Linked DNA regions of Homo sapiens: region 2 is linked to region 1. The links are chromatin contacts, found by Hi-C or POLR2A ChIA-PET in ENCODE. All regions are on one chromosome and are shown on one strand. Each heading gives the region's core, a stretch centred on a gene start or an enhancer-like site at or near the end of the contact. The rest is flanking DNA. Distances are from core to core; before and after follow the strand shown. Region 1 holds the start of SAC3D1 (SAC3 domain containing 1). Region 2 holds the start of TM7SF2 (transmembrane 7 superfamily member 2).

Region 1 (4,534 bases), core at 1,826-4,325:
GCTTCAGAAAACCCCTGAGATTCTCTAAGTCTCCTATTCTAAGATTATTCCAAGTCTTGGAGCATTTCTACCCTCAGCCTGGTGGTGGTGGCCTAGCATCCTTCAGGGAAACTTTCTGGAGGGGATTTTTGGATTTCTAGGTCAACTGGAGTCAAGAGGGAAATAGGACCAGTGACCCAGAGCTTACAAACTAGAGTGTGTACCTAAAGACATAATTAGGAAGGTAAGGCTGTTTTTACAGAAGCACATGAACCCTATCGATCAAATAGCTCATGGCTAGTTTTTGATCCACAGACGACTTCTGGATTGCTCTGGCATTGGTCCCCTCTACTGGGGACAGGCTGATACCCTGATGGACAAAAGAAGTCTTGGGGTTGGGCAGAGGGCCTGGGAAAGGAAGGGCCAGTCTGGTCCGAGTCCTCCCTTTCTAACTGCAGAAGGCGCAGCCCCCAGCCCCACCCATGTGGCTGAGCTGGCAACGATGGAGGTGGAGTCTGCAAGGCTGGACCAGGAACCCTGGGAGCCAGGAGGGCAGGAGGAGGAAGAGGATGGGGAAGGAGGGCCCACCCCTGCCTACCTAAGCCAGGCCACAGAGCTCATCACCCAGGCCCTGCGGGATGAGAAGGCAGGCGCTTACGCTGCTGCACTCCAGGGCTATCGAGACGGCGTGCACGTCTTGCTTCAGGGAGTCCCCAGTGAGTAGGGACTGAGGGTGGAGGGTCAGGCCTGGGTCCCAGGTGGGGCAGTGATGAAGGGAGCAAAAAAACAAGCAAATCACGGATCAGGAGCCCTTTTACTCCTCACTGACCAGCTGTGTAACCTGGGCAGATTTTTGTTTCTGTTTTTTTGTTGTTGTTGTTTTTAACCTCTTGTGGCCTCAGTTTTCTTCTTCCTCTTTTTTTTTTTTTTTTTTTGAGACAGAGTCTTGCTCTTGTTGCAGGCTGGAGTGCACAATCTCGGCTCACTGCAACCTCCGCCCCCCAGGTTCAAGTGATTCTACTGCCTCAGCCTCCCGACTAGCTGGGATTACAGGCGCCCACCACCATGCCTGGCTAATTTTTGAATTTTTATTTTTTATTTATTTTTATTTATTTATTTTTATTTTTTGAGACAGAGTCTCGCTCTGTCGCCCAGGCTGGAGTGCAGTGGCACAATCTTGGCTCACTGCAACCTCCACCTCCCAGGTTCAAGCCATTCTCCTGCCTCAGCCTCCTGAGTAGCTGGGATTACAGGCACGTGCCACCACGCCCAGCGAATTTTTGTAGTTTTAGTAGAGATGGGCTTTCACCATGTTGGTCAGGCTGGTCTCGAACCCCTGACCTCGTGATCCACCCACCTCGGCCTCCCAAAGTGCTGGGATTACAGGCGTGAGCCACCGCGCCCAGCATGGCCTCAGTTTTCTTATTTGTAGACTGAGGAGAATGGATGCTGGGCCCCAGAGAGGAGGGAAAAGCACATGGTGATGCTCTGCGAATTGTAAAGGACCCGACCAGGGGTTCTGACCAGGCCAGTGGTGCCCAGGTGCCTCAGCTGAGCATTCTCTCTCCACAGGTGACCCGTTGCCTGCCCGCCAGGAAGGTGTGAAGAAGAAGGCAGCTGAGTACCTGAAGCGGGCAGAGGAGATCCTGCGCCTGCACCTGTCTCAACTCCCACCCTAACAGGGAGTGGGCCATTCCCTGGGACTCTCGCTCCTGCACTGCCAGCCCCTTCTCCTCTCCCCAGGGCCTGGCCCTACCTCCTGGTCTTGTAATTACAGGAGCCATTTCTGTAGGTAACTGGACCAAGAATGAGAAAAATAATGAATTCTTAGCTCCCTGATTACACCTGCCACCTTGGAATCAAGGACTCACACTTCTGACCCTGCCTGTCTTTTTGGGGTTTTTTTGAGTTGGAGTCTCGCTGTGTCGCCCAGACTGGAGTGCAGTGGTGGGATCGCGGCTCACTGCAACCTCCACCTCCCAGGTTCAAGCAGTTCTCCTGTCTCAGCCTCCCCAGTAGCTGAGATTGCAGGCACATGCCACCACGCCCAGCTAATATTTTGTATTTTCAGTAGGGACGGGGTTACACCATGTTGGCCAGGCTGGTCTCGAACTCCTGACCTCAAGTGATCCACCCGCCTCAGTCTCCCAAAGTGCTGAGATTACAGGCATGAGTCACTACGCCCGGCCCATGTCTGTCTGTCTTGATGTGTGAGCAGCAGCTGTGGTCATTAAACCATTAGTTTACCCCTCTAGAACTGGGGTCTGCAAACTCCCACCTGCAGCCAAATCTGGCCCACCTCCTTTTTAATGTAAGGGCTGTGAGAGTGGTTTTTACTTTTTTTAATGATTAAAAAAATCAAAATAATATTCTGTGACAATGACAGGTGAAATTTATATGTGACAAGTGAAAATTATATGAAATTTAAGAGTCCATAAATAAAATTTGTTGGAACACAACCAGGCTAATTCATTTAGTATTGTGATAGCTGCTTTCGCGCTACACTGGCAGTTGAAACAGTTGCAGAGTTGAGTCTTTGCCGCCTGCAAATCCCAAAACATTTACAACCTGGCCCTTTGCAGAAAACATTTGCTGGCCCCTGAGCTAGAAAATAGGGAGCATAGTCTCAGGGAAATAGAGGACAAGCCGATGGAGCCGGTTTATTGGGTGGAAGGGACGAAGGAGAGGAACCCAAAGCCCGGGTACTTGTCTCAGAGGCCCCAAAGCCAAATCCTGATTGCTCAGCGGGCTGGAAGGCGTGGCCTCAGCCCCGCCCCGCCCCGCCTCACCACAAAGCGGTTGGTTGCGGCAGGGACTACACCGGTGTATCATGGGAGCGGCCCGGGCTACACGTTAAAAACACTAAGGGGAGCGCGCGAAGCTGAACTTGGCGCTCGATGGGGGCCGTTAGCCGCCCTAGAGCGCGCGGAGCCGCAGAGGCGTAGCTGGACTACAACGCAGTGCATCTCGGGAGGCCAACTCGACTGGACTGGGTGAGAGGACAGAGGTGGCTCGATGGGCGGCCCGAAGGCCGGGGATCATGGCGGGAAGGCGGGCCCAGACAGGTTCAGCCCCGCCCCGACCCGCCGCTCCCCACCCCCCGGCCGGCCTCGCGTGCCTTCCCGCAGCACTGCCGTCCCCGGGATGCTGAGCGCCCACCGTCTCCCCGCAGCCCCCTCATGCCCGGCTGCGAGCTGCCCGTGGGCACCTGCCCGGACATGTGCCCGGCCGCCGAGCGCGCCCAGCGCGAAAGGGAGCACCGCCTGCACCGCTTGGAGGTGGTGCCGGGTTGCCGCCAGGACCCGCCCCGCGCGGATCCGCAGCGCGCGGTGAAGGAGTACAGCCGACCCGCCGCCGGCAAGCCCCGGCCCCCGCCCAGCCAGTTGCGTCCGCCCTCCGTGCTGCTGGCCACCGTGCGCTACCTGGCCGGTGAGGTGGCGGAGAGCGCCGACATCGCCCGCGCCGAGGTGGCCAGCTTCGTGGCAGACCGCTTGCGAGCTGTGCTCCTGGACCTGGCGCTGCAGGGAGCGGGCGACGCCGAGGCAGCTGTGGTGCTGGAGGCGGCGCTGGCCACGCTGCTGACCGTAGTGGCGCGGCTCGGGCCCGACGCGGCGCGGGGACCCGCGGACCCGGTGCTGCTGCAGGCCCAGGTGCAGGAGGGCTTCGGCTCGCTGCGGCGCTGCTACGCGCGGGGCGCCGGGCCGCACCCCCGCCAACCCGCCTTCCAGGGCCTCTTTCTGCTCTATAACCTGGGTGAGTCGGGATCCTGGCGGCTGGGCAGAGCGTGGGGACAGGAGCCCACCATGACAGTGGAGGTAGGGAAAGGAAGGATTAGCTTTAACATCTCACCATTAGCCCCCTCCCAGGACAGCACAAGATCCACCGAGCCCCGACGTGGGACCTCGGGCCCATCTCTGGGTCTTAGTTGTCTCAGGAATAAAAGTGGAGGGGGCAAGGGTGGAAAGGGAGAATTGGTCTAAATAGTGATTTTCAAACTTTTTTTTTTTTGAGTCTCGCTCTGTCGCCCAGGCTGGAGTGCAGTGGCGCGATCTCGGCTCACTGCAACCTCCGCCTCCCTGGGTCAAGCGATTCTTCTGCCTCAGCCTCCTGAGTAGCTGGGATCACAGGCGCGCGCCACCACACCCAGCTAATTTTTGTATTTAGTAGAGACGGGGGTTTCACCATGTTGGTCAGGCTGGTCTCGAACTCCTGACCTCGTGATCCGCCCACCTTGGCCTCACAAAGTGCTGGGATTACAGGCGTGAGCCACCGCGCCCGGCTGATTTTCAAACTCTTTTAACCTCCCCGCCCAGTCAGGGTTACCAAGCAAACAAGAACACATATGCCCACGAATATACCTGAGACAGAAGTTTAAGGCATTAGAGATACTTTCTATGGGCGATGCATTCCAATAAACTCTTATTATTTGTTTCTTTCTTTGTTTTTGAGACAGAGTCTAGCTCTGTCGCCCAGGCTGGAGTGCGGTGGCATGATCTTGCCTAACTGCAACCTCCGCCTCCCGGGTTCAGGCTATTCGCCTGCGTCAGCCTCCCAA
Region 2 (4,493 bases), core at 496-2,995, 71 kb after region 1:
ACGGGCTGGGGAGTGCCTATGTCCACGGTCTTGTTCCTTCTCAGCCCAGGATTATGACATCTTCGCCCCTATTTTACCTGTGGAGAAGCAGAGGCTCAGGGTTACCCAGGAAGTCAGGGCAGGGTTGGTGCTGGTGCTGAAGATTAGACCTCAGACCAACTCTTGTATCCTGCCTTTGCCCCACTCCACTGGTTCTATAAATAGCGACCATGTACCTACTAAATAGCGGGCCCCGCGGTGATTACCCTGTGATCCTTGTGATGCTTGAGTAGCTGACTTAGGGCATCCTCAGCACCGATGGGCTGGTGGTTTCCCCTGACTCGGGCCTCCTTGCAGTACCTCTTTTTACCACCAGGTGGGGCTCCTGTACGAAGAGGGTGTTCGCAAGGCCCAGAGCAGCGACTCCAGCAAGAGGACTTTCTCCGTGTACAGCAGCTCTCGGCAGCAGGGCCGCTACGCCCCCAGCTATACCCCCAGGTCTGGCTGGTCAGGGGAGCCCCAGGGGGAAGGGACAAAAGAGGGCGAGGGTGCAGGGCGGGCTCTGATTCCTTGTCTTCCCCAATCCAGTGCCCCGATGGACACCAACCTCTTGAGCAATATCCAGAAGCTATTCTCTGAACGTATTGATGTGTTCAGCCCTGTGGAGTTCAACAAGGTCCGACTTCCAACGTGACTCAGACTTCCAGGGATCCCGGGGAGGGTTGGCTGGAGCAGCCCCACACCTGCCCAAGGAGCCCCAGGACTCTGTGACCAACTGGGGGTGACCCTGACCCTCCAGTCTCTGTCTCTAGGGCTGTTTTTAGGTAGTACAGAGTGCCCTGCCTCCAAATCCCACAGCCCTTGTCCCAGTCTTGGTGTATGCCCAGCCTGAGTCTGGGTGCTGACCTGGGATTACTGTTTGCCCTTGTCCTTATCCCCACAGTAGTCTTGGGTCCTCCCCAGGGTTTTCTGTTCACCCATGGTCCCTGCCCCGCCTCACTCCAAGCTCAGGGATGCCTCTGATTGCTGGGCCCTACCTGTCCCCTGCCCTCCAGATGACGGCGCTAATATTGTATCCCTCCCTTCTTATCTGGCCCCGGAGACTTTCTGCCTCATCCCAGCTACTTCCATCGTATGTCTCCCGGGCCCCTGCTTGGAACTTGGGTGTCCCCCACACACACCTGCAGTCCCCAAGCTGCATCCCTGTGTCCCTGCCTGCAGGTGTCGGTGCTGACCGGCATCATCAAGATCAGCCTGAAGACGCTGCTGGAGTGTGTGCGGCTGCGCACCTTTGGGCGCTTCGGGCTGCAGCAGGTGCAAGTGGACTGCCACTTTCTGCAGCTCTACCTGTGGCGTTTTGTGGCCGACGAAGAACTCGTGCACTTGCTGCTGGACGAAGTGGTGGCCTCTGCTGCCCTGCGCTGCCCAGACCCTGTGCCCATGGAGCCCAGTGTGGTTGAGGTCATCTGCGAGCGCGGCTAGGCGCAGCCGCTGCCATGCACCGGTCTGTCCCTGCACCCCATGGCACCCAGGATCTGGTCTCGGTGGTCCTTCCCCGCAGGCAGGTGTCAGGACCGGCCTAATAAACATGTGTGGCCTCCTCCTCTCGCTTGCTGGGCGGGCCTTTCCGGGGGCGGGGTTTTGAAGCTGAGGCTTCTGAGGCGCCCGCGTCGGGTCCGCCCCCGAGCGCCGATTGGCTGGTGTGCTGGGCCCAGCATGGGCAGGGGGCGGTTCCACTTAAAAACCCTGGGACGAGAGCGGTCCTTGTCTGCGTTCCGTGTCCAGGCAGGTGCAGGCGCCGCGGGGCCGGATCCTCCGCGCGGCCGAGTCCATCTCCTGGGAAATGGGGCGGACAGTGTTTCCTTGACTGACTATTGTGAGCGCCCTCTCTCTCCGGCGGAGCGGAGACCATGGCCCCCACTCAGGGCCCCCGGGCCCCGCTGGAATTCGGAGGGCCCCTGGGTAATGGGGCAGAGAGATGGGACCTGGGGCAAAGGCTAAGCGAAGGAGAGCTGGAGCGGGTGAACTAAGAGCGGGGGCGAGATCTGAGGATGGAAGGCTTTGGGGGTGTCGGAGGCAGAGGGACCCGGGGGTTTGCAGCGAAGGGTGTCTGGAGAGGGAGAGCTGAGGAGGGGCCGGTTCTGGGGGCTGCAGAACGGGGATTTATGGTGTCGACTGGGAGCAGGAGGAGGGTCTTCGAGGGGCCTGGGGGCGGGGGACTAAGATGGACGCCTGGGAAGGGAACTGGGAGGCAGCGGGGTGCCTGGGGGCCGAGGGCTGAGGACGGGGTGCGGAGGCGCACTCTGGGAATGCCGAGAGGGTCCCGCAGAGACGTCAGGGCGCCCGTGCGGGCCGGCGGGGAGCTGGGGGGCTAGGGGCGGACGCCCGACGTGATGGCCCTTCCCGCAGGCGCCGCGGCTCTGCTACTGCTGCTGCCCGCCACCATGTTCCACCTGCTCCTGGCGGCCCGTTCGGGCCCCGCGCGCCTGCTGGGTCCACCCGCGTCCCTGCCGGGGCTGGAGGTGCTGTGGAGCCCACGGGCGCTGCTGCTGTGGCTCGCCTGGCTCGGCCTGCAGGCGGCGCTCTACCTACTGCCGGCGCGCAAGGTGCGGGCCCCGCTCGCGGACGCTCGGGGGAGGGAAGCGAATGGGCTCGGCGAGGGAAAGGACGCCCCGGGCCTTATCAGAGCCCCCTTGGACCCGCAGGTGGCCGAGGGGCAGGAATTGAAGGACAAGAGTCGCCTGCGCTATCCTATTAACGGTGCCTAGGGGACGGGCCCTCGCGCTGGAGTTAAGCGGCCGGGGGTGGAGCTCCAGGCCTAGCGGGGAGGTCCACGGAGATTGGCCCCCACCCCAGGCTCCTTTGTGTGCCTCTGTTACGCCCAGGACAGACGCCGGGGGCTCTCCCTATGCCCCTCGTCCCCACAGCCTTACCCCATTTACTGCTACTCCGTGCACCACAGCAGTGGCTGGGGTGATCCTCTGAAGGCCAGGGTGGCAGCCTAATGCTTGGGGCAGGGTCTGTGGCCCCCCTGAGTTTTGGGCTCTGCGTGTGTTTGCGGGGTGGGGATGTGGAGGCGCGCAGCCCCAGGGCTCACTGTGCGCTGTGGTTCAGGCTTCCAGGCCCTGGTGCTGACAGCCCTGTTGGTGGGGCTGGGGATGTCAGCGGGGCTGCCTCTGGGGGCGCTCCCGGAAATGCTCCTGCCCTTGGCGTTTGTCGCCACCCTCACCGCTTTCATCTTCAGCCTCTTTCTCTACATGAAGGCGCAGGTAGCCCCAGTTTCGGCCCTGGCACCTGGGGGGAACTCAGGTGAGAGGGGTCCTGGGGTGGAGACGGAGGCAGATTGGGGCGTCTGCCTGTACATTCACTCTCCAATATTCTCCAGGCAATCCGATTTACGACTTTTTTCTGGGACGAGAGCTCAACCCTCGTATCTGTTTCTTCGACTTCAAATATTTCTGTGAACTGCGACCCGGCCTCATCGGCTGGGTATGTTGGGCTTGACTGAGCTGGCCTCAGGCCAGGGGGAGGGTTAGGGTGGGTGAGCAGCGCTTGGGCAGGGCAGGGCCAAAACTGTGCAGATGCGAGTCATTAACCATTCATATTCCACAAACATTTGTTCAATCCACCTGTGCCTAGGTACTGGGAGACAAAAATAAAGTTAGAGGCAAAAAAGCATCTTTGCTGCAGAGAGCCTACATTCTGGTGGGAAAGACAGAAAAAAATAAGTAAAATATATACAGCATGTCAGGGATGACGTTAGGAGAGCACGTGCAATTCTCAACAGCAGTCAAGCACAGAATCTATTTCCAGGGAGTGACCGCATGCTGCTTGATGGTCAAGGCAGTGCAGAACCTGAAATTGATCGCTGGGGTTAGCAACCTACCCGTCACTAGTGGCCTTGACAACATTCCAACTGTGATCTCTGGTTCTGTGGCCAAGATTACCCAAAGAAACTCTTGGGCAAGGCCTCTCCTGTTGCCCTGGAAATTATCTTACCCGAGGCAGGAGTGCCAGGTGCCCACCCTGGGTCTGGGTCCTGGCCTGATGACAGGCACATCTGAGGACACTTCCTCATCTTTGAGATGTGATAAAATTAAAGCTTTCTCCTAAGATTACTGGGAAGATTAGAAGAGGTAATCTTTATGATAGAACAGAGCTCAGTGTCAAATGCAGGCGCCCAGCACAGGCTTGCTCCGGCTAGCCACACTGAGCACGTACCACTTGCCAGGGACGCTATGGAGGGCTTCAAACACGATGATGCCATTGAGTCATGACAGGCCCATGATTATCCCCATTTTTCACACAGGGGTGGGGGAAAGTAGGCTGTGGAGAGGGCAAGCAACCTGCCCAAGTGATGATGCTGAGATCTGAAAACAGGTCTGTTTGAGCACTGAAGCCTTAGCCCGAAAGGGCTTAGGACAGACAAGGCAAGAAGAAACAGGCTGCGGGCACCTCCCTGTCCACAGTCTCTGTCCTTGGGTCTAGGGCCTGGATCCACTTAAGAGCTGGAG

What was found. A loop is a pair of places that touch in the nucleus more often than their neighbours do. ChIA-PET counts read pairs that join two places held with the same protein, here RNA polymerase II (POLR2A). Pooled maps may share reads with other maps.
Region 2: a loop to region 1 is called in a map of B cell, with 5 times the contacts of the local background. The contact joins the promoter of TM7SF2 here to the promoter of SAC3D1 in region 1. A Hi-C loop is called at or near these places in 9 of 168 maps with a recorded cell type or tissue (B cell, CD4-positive, alpha-beta memory T cell, CD8-positive, alpha-beta T cell and 6 more), 20 of 37 single-sample maps with no recorded cell type and 24 of 50 pooled maps. POLR2A ChIA-PET finds 5 or more read pairs at or near these places in 31 of 52 experiments (A549, A673, B cell and 25 more).

Annotation. Positions count from the first base shown.
Region 1 is chr11:65,038,135-65,042,668 of GRCh38, forward strand. It overlaps SAC3D1 (SAC3 domain containing 1), which reads left to right and starts at 3,076. Exons shown (of 2, transcript NM_013299.4): 1 at 3,076-3,732. The coding sequence starts at 3,159. SNX15 (sorting nexin 15) reads left to right here. Exons shown (of 8, transcript NM_013306.5): 7 at 438-695; 8 at 1,552-2,438. The coding sequence ends at 1,658. ARL2-SNX15 (ARL2-SNX15 readthrough (NMD candidate)) reads left to right here. Exons shown (of 11, transcript NR_037650.2): 10 at 438-695; 11 at 1,552-2,438. RefSeq lists enhancers at 676-725, 796-915 and silencers at 2,995-3,674, 3,695-3,744.
Region 2 is chr11:65,110,127-65,114,619 of GRCh38, forward strand. It overlaps TM7SF2 (transmembrane 7 superfamily member 2), which reads left to right and starts at 1,746. Exons shown (of 10, transcript NM_003273.6): 1 at 1,746-1,941; 2 at 2,389-2,585; 3 at 2,685-2,739; 4 at 3,094-3,288; 5 at 3,365-3,468. The coding sequence starts at 1,890. VPS51 (VPS51 subunit of GARP complex) reads left to right here. Exons shown (of 10, transcript NM_013265.4): 8 at 356-477; 9 at 568-655; 10 at 1,201-1,736. The coding sequence ends at 1,461. RefSeq lists enhancers at 1-928, 929-1,854, 1,551-1,845, 1,768-1,877, 1,948-1,997 and silencers at 687-862, 2,128-2,557.